Regions from separate parts of the Homo sapiens genome. Here all the other regions are linked to region 3. The links are chromatin contacts, found by Hi-C or POLR2A ChIA-PET in ENCODE. All regions are on one chromosome and are shown on one strand. Each heading gives the region's core, a stretch centred on a gene start or an enhancer-like site at or near the end of the contact. The rest is flanking DNA. Distances are from core to core; before and after follow the strand shown.

The links. Hi-C counts contacts between places; a loop is a spot of excess contacts on that map. ChIA-PET counts read pairs that join two places held with the same protein, here RNA polymerase II (POLR2A). Pooled maps may share reads with other maps.
Region 1: a loop to region 3 is called in a map of ascending aorta, with 2.4 times the contacts of the local background. The contact joins two enhancer-like sites. A Hi-C loop is called at or near these places in 4 of 168 maps with a recorded cell type or tissue (MCF 10A, PC-3, ascending aorta and 1 more) and 4 of 50 pooled maps. POLR2A ChIA-PET finds 5 or more read pairs at or near these places in 2 of 52 experiments (PC-9 and SK-N-SH).
Region 2: a loop to region 3 is called in a map of endothelial cell of umbilical vein, with 4 times the contacts of the local background. The contact joins two enhancer-like sites. A Hi-C loop is called at or near these places in 1 of 168 maps with a recorded cell type or tissue (endothelial cell of umbilical vein). POLR2A ChIA-PET finds 5 or more read pairs at or near these places in 1 of 52 experiments (AG04449).

What each region holds. Positions count from the first base shown.
Region 1 is chr11:19,729,126-19,732,065 of GRCh38, reverse strand. All of the region lies in intron 1 of NAV2 (neuron navigator 2), which reads right to left. Among named protein-coding and RNA genes, the nearest start is that of LEISA1, 16 kb to the right of the region's middle. Within about 2 kb of position 1,530, at least 7 of the 41 ENCODE cell types and tissues checked have a DNase peak (open chromatin) inside an H3K27ac peak, as active enhancers do; they include ascending aorta, where a contact is called at or near this core.
Region 2 is chr11:19,368,833-19,371,881 of GRCh38, reverse strand. It overlaps a transcript of NAV2 not described here. Among named protein-coding and RNA genes, the nearest start is that of E2F8, 130 kb to the right of the region's middle. Within about 2 kb of position 1,586, at least 5 of the 41 ENCODE cell types and tissues checked have a DNase peak (open chromatin) inside an H3K27ac peak, as active enhancers do; they include endothelial cell of umbilical vein, where a contact is called at or near this core.
Region 3 is chr11:19,595,036-19,597,745 of GRCh38, reverse strand. It overlaps a transcript of NAV2 not described here. Among named protein-coding and RNA genes, the nearest start is that of MIR4486, 21 kb to the right of the region's middle. Within about 2 kb of position 1,250, at least 17 of the 41 ENCODE cell types and tissues checked have a DNase peak (open chromatin) inside an H3K27ac peak, as active enhancers do; they include ascending aorta and endothelial cell of umbilical vein, where a contact is called at or near this core.

The DNA.
Region 1 (2,940 bases), core at 281-2,780, 130 kb before region 3:
TGTTGGCCAGGCTGGTCTCAAACTCCTGACCTCAGGTGATCTACTCACCTCAGCCTCCCAGCCCATACTCTTAATCATTATCCTTTGCAAACAGCAAAATACTGTACAAGCCACAGAGCAGGGATGGGGCCCAAGCATTCCTAACCCCTCTGTATTTTCCCTATCCTTCAACTCCTACCTCTGACTTCACACATACACACAAACACACACATTTGTTTGATCTAGGACCCTGCAGTTAGCAATACATGTTCACATTAATCATTTTACTTGGAAACTCACATTGGTCCCTAAAGCAAGGAAAATTGTTCCCACTTTCTAGATAAGGAAAATCAAGGCTCAAGAGGTTAAATGATCGGCCCATGCCCACATAGCTACTCAACTCAATGACGTGGCCCAGGATTTCATCTCAAATCTCCTGACTCTAAGACCTCTATCCTGGTCCTACAGGTGCGAGTGAGATGCTCTCCTGGAATTTCTGAGATACCTCCCTCAATAACTATCCCCCCAACAACCCCTGCCACCTACCCACAGTGTTTATGGTTCACTGAATTATAGTTGCTCTTTTGTTCAAATGCCTCTCTCCCCTACTAGCCTGTAAGCTCTTTTGAGAGCAAAGCCTACATCTGTCTCATTCTCATTAAATTGCCAGGGTTCAGCCCAGTGTGATAGGCAGGTGCTCAGTAAATAGTCACCAACTGCAATTGTATCCCAAAGCTTCCCTTCCCACTGTGGGAGCCAGGGAGAAAGCTGCAGCTCCTAGAAGGGAGGGTGGTGTGGGTAACACTGGGGGCAATGCTTGCCTGTGAGTAAGACCTACTAAGTGTGGCATCCAGCATTTTATGTACAGGAAATGGGAGGTGGAGGGTGGGCACAGAGAGGCCTCCTTCTCCCTATCCCCCACCTTGGTGGCATAAAGGAAAACCTAACTAAGTCCTAGTAACCCCACATGGGTATCCATCATGGCTGCCTTGGGTAGGGTCATCAGATCTAGCACATAAAAATAGAGGATGCCCAGTTAAATCTGAATTTCAGATAAACAGCAAATAATTTTTTGGTTTAAGTGTGTCCCATGACCCACAAAATGAACTCATATCTTGGTTCAGGCTTTGTCATTTATTACATATTTAAATATAATTAAAATTTTTTCATCATTTATTTAAAATTCAAATTTCACTGGGCATGCTGCATGTTAGCTGGCAGCTGCACCTGTAGGCAGGCTAGACTATTGGGGAAGGGGTGTTATTTATCCAATCAGGCTGAAAAGAATGCCCCTGAGGACCAAGGGGACACTAGAAGGAGCTGACTATGATCCTGGTGTCCGGTGAGCAAGGCCTGGCTCAGGAAGGGGGAGCAGTGCCAGGCCGGGAGGAGGAAAAGAGCGGCTGTAGCCTGAGGAACTGGGTTCACGCTGCCTTCCTGGCATAGGGAGTTATGCGGAGCCCACCCCAGCTGCTCCCCATTAAGCAAAGCTGGCATTTCGGAGCACGTCAGAAGCGCTGGCTCCCAGCCCTGGAAGTCAGCGTCTGGCCTCTGAGCCAGCACTGCACTGCCTGCCCGGCCCCAGCCCTGTCACCTCAGCAGACCGAGGGCCCCAACAGGCCCATTGTCATCCTGCCCTGGAGCCTCAATGGGTCCATTCAGGGGCTTTGCAACAAGCCCCTCTGGAAGGCACTTTTTCCTCCCCCTCCAGGGTGCCCTTGGCCAAAACCTTCGCCTGTGTGGGTGGGGGGTCTGGATGTGGTGAAAGCAGCCGGCAGCAGCACAACGTTACTGAAGGCTGGATTGTTGACAGAGGGCACAGAAATGCCCCACAAGTCACAGGACTCCAGGGCACTCTGCCCACACTGAACCCCCGACCCTGCCGAGGGGAACTGGGCTTCCGAGGCACTTGCACCTGAGGACCAAGAATCAAGGTCCCCAACACATTCACCATAGAACTGTGGAAGATTCATGACAGAAACCAGATAGATGCAAGTTCAAGCCCAGGCTTTACCAAATCCTGGCTGTGTAAAGCTGTGAGTTGCTTCACCTCTCTGGGCATCTCTTTCTTCATCTGTAAAACTAGAGCTATCTACCTCCTAAGGTGGAGGCTAGATTACAAACATCATGTAAGCATGGAATGTGGAGCCTGGCACATAGTAAGTGCTGAGTACACAACCCCTTCCCCTCTCCATTCTTATTTGTAGCTCTTCCTGATCCAGTGAAGACCCCCCAAAATTTGCTCTCCTATAGGTTGCAGATCCAAAGGCCACTGTTACAGGGATGTCTTGGTTCAGACTTTATCATGGAACATGGGTCCCCTGCAGACCTGAGATTCAGCTGTGGCCCCTCTCAGCCAACACAGCCCCTAATAAGGAGAAATGGCACTCAACATCTCCTATCATCTCTGGTGCCCTTTCTGCTAGCCCACTCTGGTGCCCTGAGCATCACAAATCTACTTTATACTTCCAGGTCTACCACTGCAGGCTGCTTCAAGCCCTCATTTCTGAATAAGGAAATAGATAAAAAGAAGCTCAACTCTATGGGCACAGTTAGGCAACTTAAAGCCAGCCATCTTGGGCCTTAAAGAGAGGACAAAGAGACACATGCCTTGGGTTCATTATATTTCACCAGGATTCTCAGTAAACCCTTCCTAGTGGCTGACATTCCCAGTGTGATGCCTACCCAACCTGGCATCTCCTGCCAATGGCAGCAGGGAGAAGAGCCAGAGCTTCCTGTCCACCAGAGCTCTCCACCGTCTGTTCATCAGACCAAATCCAAAGTATGCTTCCCTGTTTTCTCGGGATCTTGCATGCATTCAAACCTCAGCTCCTCTCCCATCTTCTAGGATCCCATTCCTGCTTGCTCCAAGTCACCCAGTTCCCTCCTTCCCTCAGTCTTCCAATTTCATCTTCTAATCTAGACCAGTCTTTGTCAGAGTGAAGGCTACAGACCATCTTA
Region 2 (3,049 bases), core at 337-2,836, 230 kb after region 3:
CACTTGAAACCAGGAGGAGGAGGTTGCAGTAAGCCGAGATTGCACCACTGTACTCCAGCTCCAGCCTGAGCAACAGAGTGAGACTCCATCTCAAAAAAAAAAAAAAAAAAAAAACCTGATACAGAAAAAGGTAGGCATAGTTGCATAGTTGATTCCAAGATGCTGGCCTGGCAGAGCAGAATTAGGGAAGTCAAATTTTGGAGTTGGATGGCTTCCTCTTGAATCTTGACTTAATAACTATAAAATATGGCATAAGTTATTCTTAAGCTCCCTAGCCATCAGTTACTTCAGCTAGTACTACCTACATTCTTCTAGAATTATGGTAACAAACAAGTGAATGAAAAGCACACAGCACAATCCCTGGTAAGCACTCAGTAAGTACTCAATAAACGTTAACTACTTTCAGTCACCATAACAATATTTTCCAGTATTTGAAGGGTCTCGGGCAAGTTGCTTCCCTTTTTTGGGTTAGAGTTAACCTGTAAAATGAGGGAGGGTTAAACTAGAATCAGATGGAAACAGGAAGAACATGGTGATTCAGAATGCAGACTCTGGCCTCCAATGGTAAGGATTTGAGTGCTGGCTCCTCCACACTTATTCTCTCCAAACGGCATTGCCCCGTGGAAAAAAATCAAGATAATAAACAGTATCTACCTTCCAGAATTTTCCTGAAGATTAAATGAAATAATGCATGTAAAATTCTTAACATGGGGTCTGGCACAGAGTAAATTCTCAATAAAGCTTGGTTATTTTGGCTGTTTCACTTTTCTGCAATCCTTTTCCAGCGACAGCAATGATTACAGAGGCTAACCTGCTGCTGTGTGACATTAAGTCTCTTGCCATCTGAGACCCTAGCTTCTCTGTCTGAAAAATGGGAATTGGACTAAAAGGTCTTAAAAGAACCTCCATCTCTGACCTTCTACATATGAGGCTACAGGCAGCTCAGGAGCAAACAATCAAGAAAACGCCCTCTTCCCATGAAGCCATGGAATCGTCCCAAAATTCAGAATTGGAGAGCCCAGCTGGCTGCTGTTACACAAGGTTGGAAGCCATGTCTCCTGGTGCATGTCCCCTTAGCATTAGCTGTCAACAAAGCTGGCCCTCAAAGCAACTGCAAATGATGTATCTGTGCACGGTGGGGAGTCTGCAAGCACAGGCGCCATGTTATCCTCTGACTGTTACACAATCCAGGCTGGCCAGTCCTTCTCTGACTGAGCACATTCCTAGGCCATTTTAGGACACAAAGTATCACAGGAAAGGGAGGACTATTCTTCTTGCTTCCTCCTTTCCTAAATAAACATTCCATTCCATGTTGTAATTGTTCTCCACATGGTCTAAAATATTTAGCAGAAACATTTGAGGAGTGGGCAACCACGTGCCAAAAACTGTGCCATCTGAGGTCTTTGATGCTCAGAGTCTTCCACATCAGATGACACACTCTCACCTGCACAATAGCTGGACCTAGGTAATTAGAACAAGTCTCTGCTGTGGAATTTGAGAAAAACTTGCTGAACAAGTAGTACAATGCAGCTTCCTCTCTTCCCCCATCTCCCAAGACCGGCTCAATGTAAAGGCTTGTCCAGCAAGAAAGACTTAACCATTTCCTCATTAGACATTCTTTCACTCATTCAGGCCAAATTGGTATTTGATGCAACAGGGAAATATGTTGAGTACATTATTAATTGAGCTCAGCAAAGGAAAGGTCGCAGGGGTGACTGGCACAATTACAGGATGTGGGCAACAGGCCAATGAAAGAGCGTATCAGGGAGAAGGGGAAATCGATGGCTATGAAATTATGGAGGGTTATGAATAGTTGGAGGCAATTGAAAGGCTGATATTCTGCCCAAACCAAACACATGCAAGGCTTCTGTGTTCAACCATCTTCAACTGTTTATTATTAAGAGGAAAACTTCTTAGCTCCAAGGCAGCTAATACAGAGAAGTGAACCCAGAAGCCTGTACCAGGTCTTAGAGCCACTTGATTCAAAAGACTTGATTGGAAATTTATCAGACTGGTTAAAGCCCCAGCAAGAAAAGAGATGTCAAGGTGCCTACCAAAGGAAACTAGACTTGTTATCTTTCGATTTCCTGATGCACCGGCTCGATATTCACAACAACCTCAGGAGGACATGGGTTTGCAAGAGGCTTTTTCAGATAGAGTATGCTGGGGTAAGGAAATGGCCCCCAAACTGCCTTAACTGAGCATTGATTCTGTAGAATCAATGTGCATTTCATTCTACAATAAAATGTTAGTGAACCATATAGAAGATTCCCTAGGGCACCTAGCTCAAAGAAAATCTCTGAGGAAGTCACAAAAGTTTGCAAAGGATATTGCACTAAAAATGAACCACACAGCATTAAAACCCTCAGTCTCCATGAACAGGCCTGGTTAAAGATTTCTTTTTAAAAAGAAATCACATTAAGTGATAACTATGGAGAGAACTGCCTATTTTGTTTATCAAATACAGAGTAGACCAGGCAGAAATGAAGTTGTGGTCATTTTATAAAGGTTTTTAGATTATTAATCTGAATCATCAATAAAAGCTTTCATTAAGTTGCACCCTAGGAATTGATTTGCAATGGGTCGTTCCAATGTGCTATGCAAAGTTGCTGTAGAAAATTAGTCATCCTAGACTCCCTAAAGAATATAGACATGACATCCGGGCATCTGTTAAGTTTGCTCAAAAACATATGCGAGCCTCTTTTTAAAGAACCATAATTACATCCTGCTGAAACCTCCAAGGACCCTGCTAACTGCCTTTGTATTACAACATCCATTTCCCACTTAGGAAGCTCGGCTCTGCTATTTAGATGTGCGTTACAATCTGCTTGCTTCTCCAGCACACTTTCTCAGCTAGAGTCTGTAAATAGTCAAGTCATTCCATGCTCAAAGAAGACCAAACTTGGAGAAAGAAAGAGTTATGGTGTGTGTCTGTATACTTTGTTAAAATATAACCAGGAATTTGGAGCTAAATGGACTTGAACGTTAATCTGAGCCATGTCTCCTTTTCAGATGGCACCACTGAAGACCTGAGAAAGAGGTAGCTTGT
Region 3 (2,710 bases), core at 1-2,500:
TAGACTTCCGCAGCTTGGGCATGAAGCTGGAATTAAAACAGAGACAAAGGTCCACTATCAGTAATTATTTCTGAAGTAACAAGCAACTAATTGGGACTTACTGTTATTAAAAACCTATACGGCAGGCAGTAATTAAACTGCAGCTAATGAGAATTTCTGCACCAGGCTCTGCAGCCACCACATGGCTATTCTCCTCATCCTGGGTGGAAGGGACTGTTGTTGGAGGAAATAAATGGCTTCTTCATAGCCCTCCAAGAGATATTAGTCATATTGGAGATTTCTGCCCCAGGGAAGTCAGTAGTAAGATGGGGCAGCGAGGCAAGACAAGGCATAAATATGAGAAGCCCAGGAACACATGGAGGTTTCTAGATTGGCTGCTATTATCCTCTGGATGGTGACATCATGCCTCTGGGAAATGGCTGTGGGATACTGTCAAGTCAGTAGGAAAACAGCTGAATCAACTCTTTCATAAATAGATTTATTGAGCACTTCTTATGTGTTAGGAGCTCTGGGAGATGCATTTATATACATTATTTCATTTACTCTTCCTAACAGCCTGAGGAAGGAAGTACCACTAGGCCCTGTTTTACAGATAAGGAAACTTGGCTCAGAGAGACAAAGTCACCTATGGAAACTCACCTGGTTGCTGAGCAGAGTGAAGCCAGAGTTGGATCCAGAAGGAAGGAAAAACTTGGAGTCACATTCTTGCATGCAATACAGCAAAGGGAGGCAGTTGGTGGAGTCAGGGGGGCCAGCTAGGTGTGGCCACCTTCTAGCCTCCTGGTGAGCTTGTTTAGCTACCAAAACATTCTGTGCCTCCGTTTCTGCATCTGCAGAGTGGGGATAGTTATACCTACCTACTGGGTTTGCCGTAAAGACGAACAGCCTGCAGATGAAGTGTTTAGCCCAGGGCTTGGTGCATGGTAAACACTCAATAAAGTCCAGTTGTTATTCTAGGTGCTCTACAGATGCTCTCGGAAGTAGTGCCATCATTTGCTGAAACTCATTGTCTGAGCATGGCAGAGGTTTTGTAATAATGAAAGCTGTGGAAGTCTCAGCAAACAGTGTCTGTCTGCCTGTGTCCCTTGGGAAGGGGGCAGACAAACCCAGCGAGCTGGTTCTGCTCTGAGGCCACTGCCCTGGTGTCCGGGGCAGTGGGAGGCTGGCCAAGCTCCCAGACAGCCTGTCTCGGGCCTGGAGCACAGAGCCGTTGCCTCACCAGCTTGTAATGAACTGCGTCTCCATCCTGATTAGGGGAACAATCCTCACACAGAGAGACTCAGGGGAAGGAAATGACAACGTTGTGGGGACAGGGTATAACCTCACCTCCCAAGGAGGAGCTGGCTTCTGGGGAGCCGGTGAATTGAAGGTCACAGCCCAAGATGGTGCCCATCCCCAGGGAGGAGGCTGAGCAGATTCCACTAGGGCAAGTCTAGGATTTAAGAAATGTGCTAGGTTCAGCCAGGCCTCTGTATGCAAGCCTAGAAGGTAGCAGCTCATAGGCTCTGGTTTGCCAGAAAGGGCACACAAGGAAACCAGCCTTCCCTGGGCACCTACCCCATATCATTCCCCATGCCAGCCTTATGACATCAACATTGTCCTATAAAATAGAATTTTAGAGCACTGTCTTTTCCAAAACCGTGGGTTGCAGCCCATTACTGGGTTATGAAAACAATTTAGTGGGTGACTAATACCATTTTTAAAATAACGTGATTAATAAAAAAAACAGAAAATTTCAGAGTGCACTGCACGTGGTACAGATGAGTATTGTTTTAGGAATCTTTTATTTATTTAGTGTAAGTGTGTTTGGGAGCGGAATTGTGATATAAAATACATTTTTTACTGAGAATTATGGTCAAAACTTCTCGAAAGAATGCAGGCTCTGGCCAGGCATGGTGGCTTATGCCTGTAATCCCAGCACTTTGGGAGACCAAGGCAGGGGGACTGCTTAAGTCCAGATGTTTGAGACCAGCCTGGGCAACATAGTGAGACCCCATCACTAAAAAAAAAATTTTTTTTTTTTAATTAGCCTTCATGGTGGTGTGTCTGTGGTCCCAGCTACTCGGGAGGCTCTGAGGTGGGAGAATCACTTGAGCTTGGGTGGTTGAGGCTACAGTGAGTCATGATCGTGCCATTGCACTCCAGCCTGGGCAACAGAGTGAGATCCTGTCTCAAAAAATAAAAATAAAAAAAGAATGCAGGCTCTGAAATCAGACTGACTGGAGAACCTTGATCAAGTTGTAAAACCCCTCTGTGTCTCAGTTTCCTCATCTATAAAATGGGGATAATAATAGAACATTTCATAGTGTTGTTGCATGAAGTAAATGAGTTAATATTATAAAGTGCTTAAAGTGGTGTAGCAGACACTGCTAGCATTCATCAATTTCCCCTCAGCCAATCTCAAAGCCCCATACAGATAGTTCAGTTCCTTGTATGTGCCAATGCCTTCCTGAGTCTTTCTCCTGAGGATGCTCCCTGGTCATGGTTACATGCTTAGCCCAAGGACAGGGCAGGTCAAAGGTGTGGTGGAATGAATGCCCCAGGAGTGACCCTCCACCAATAAGGACTGGAAGATGGTGGATAAACACAGCAGTGGAGATTCTGAGGTGTGTTTCTCAGTCTCTAAGAGGATGTCCAGTGGGACTGAGCCCCCATTGCCCACCAAAATGACTCCTCCCCATCTCACTTCCCTGTTCTCTCACATCGCTTC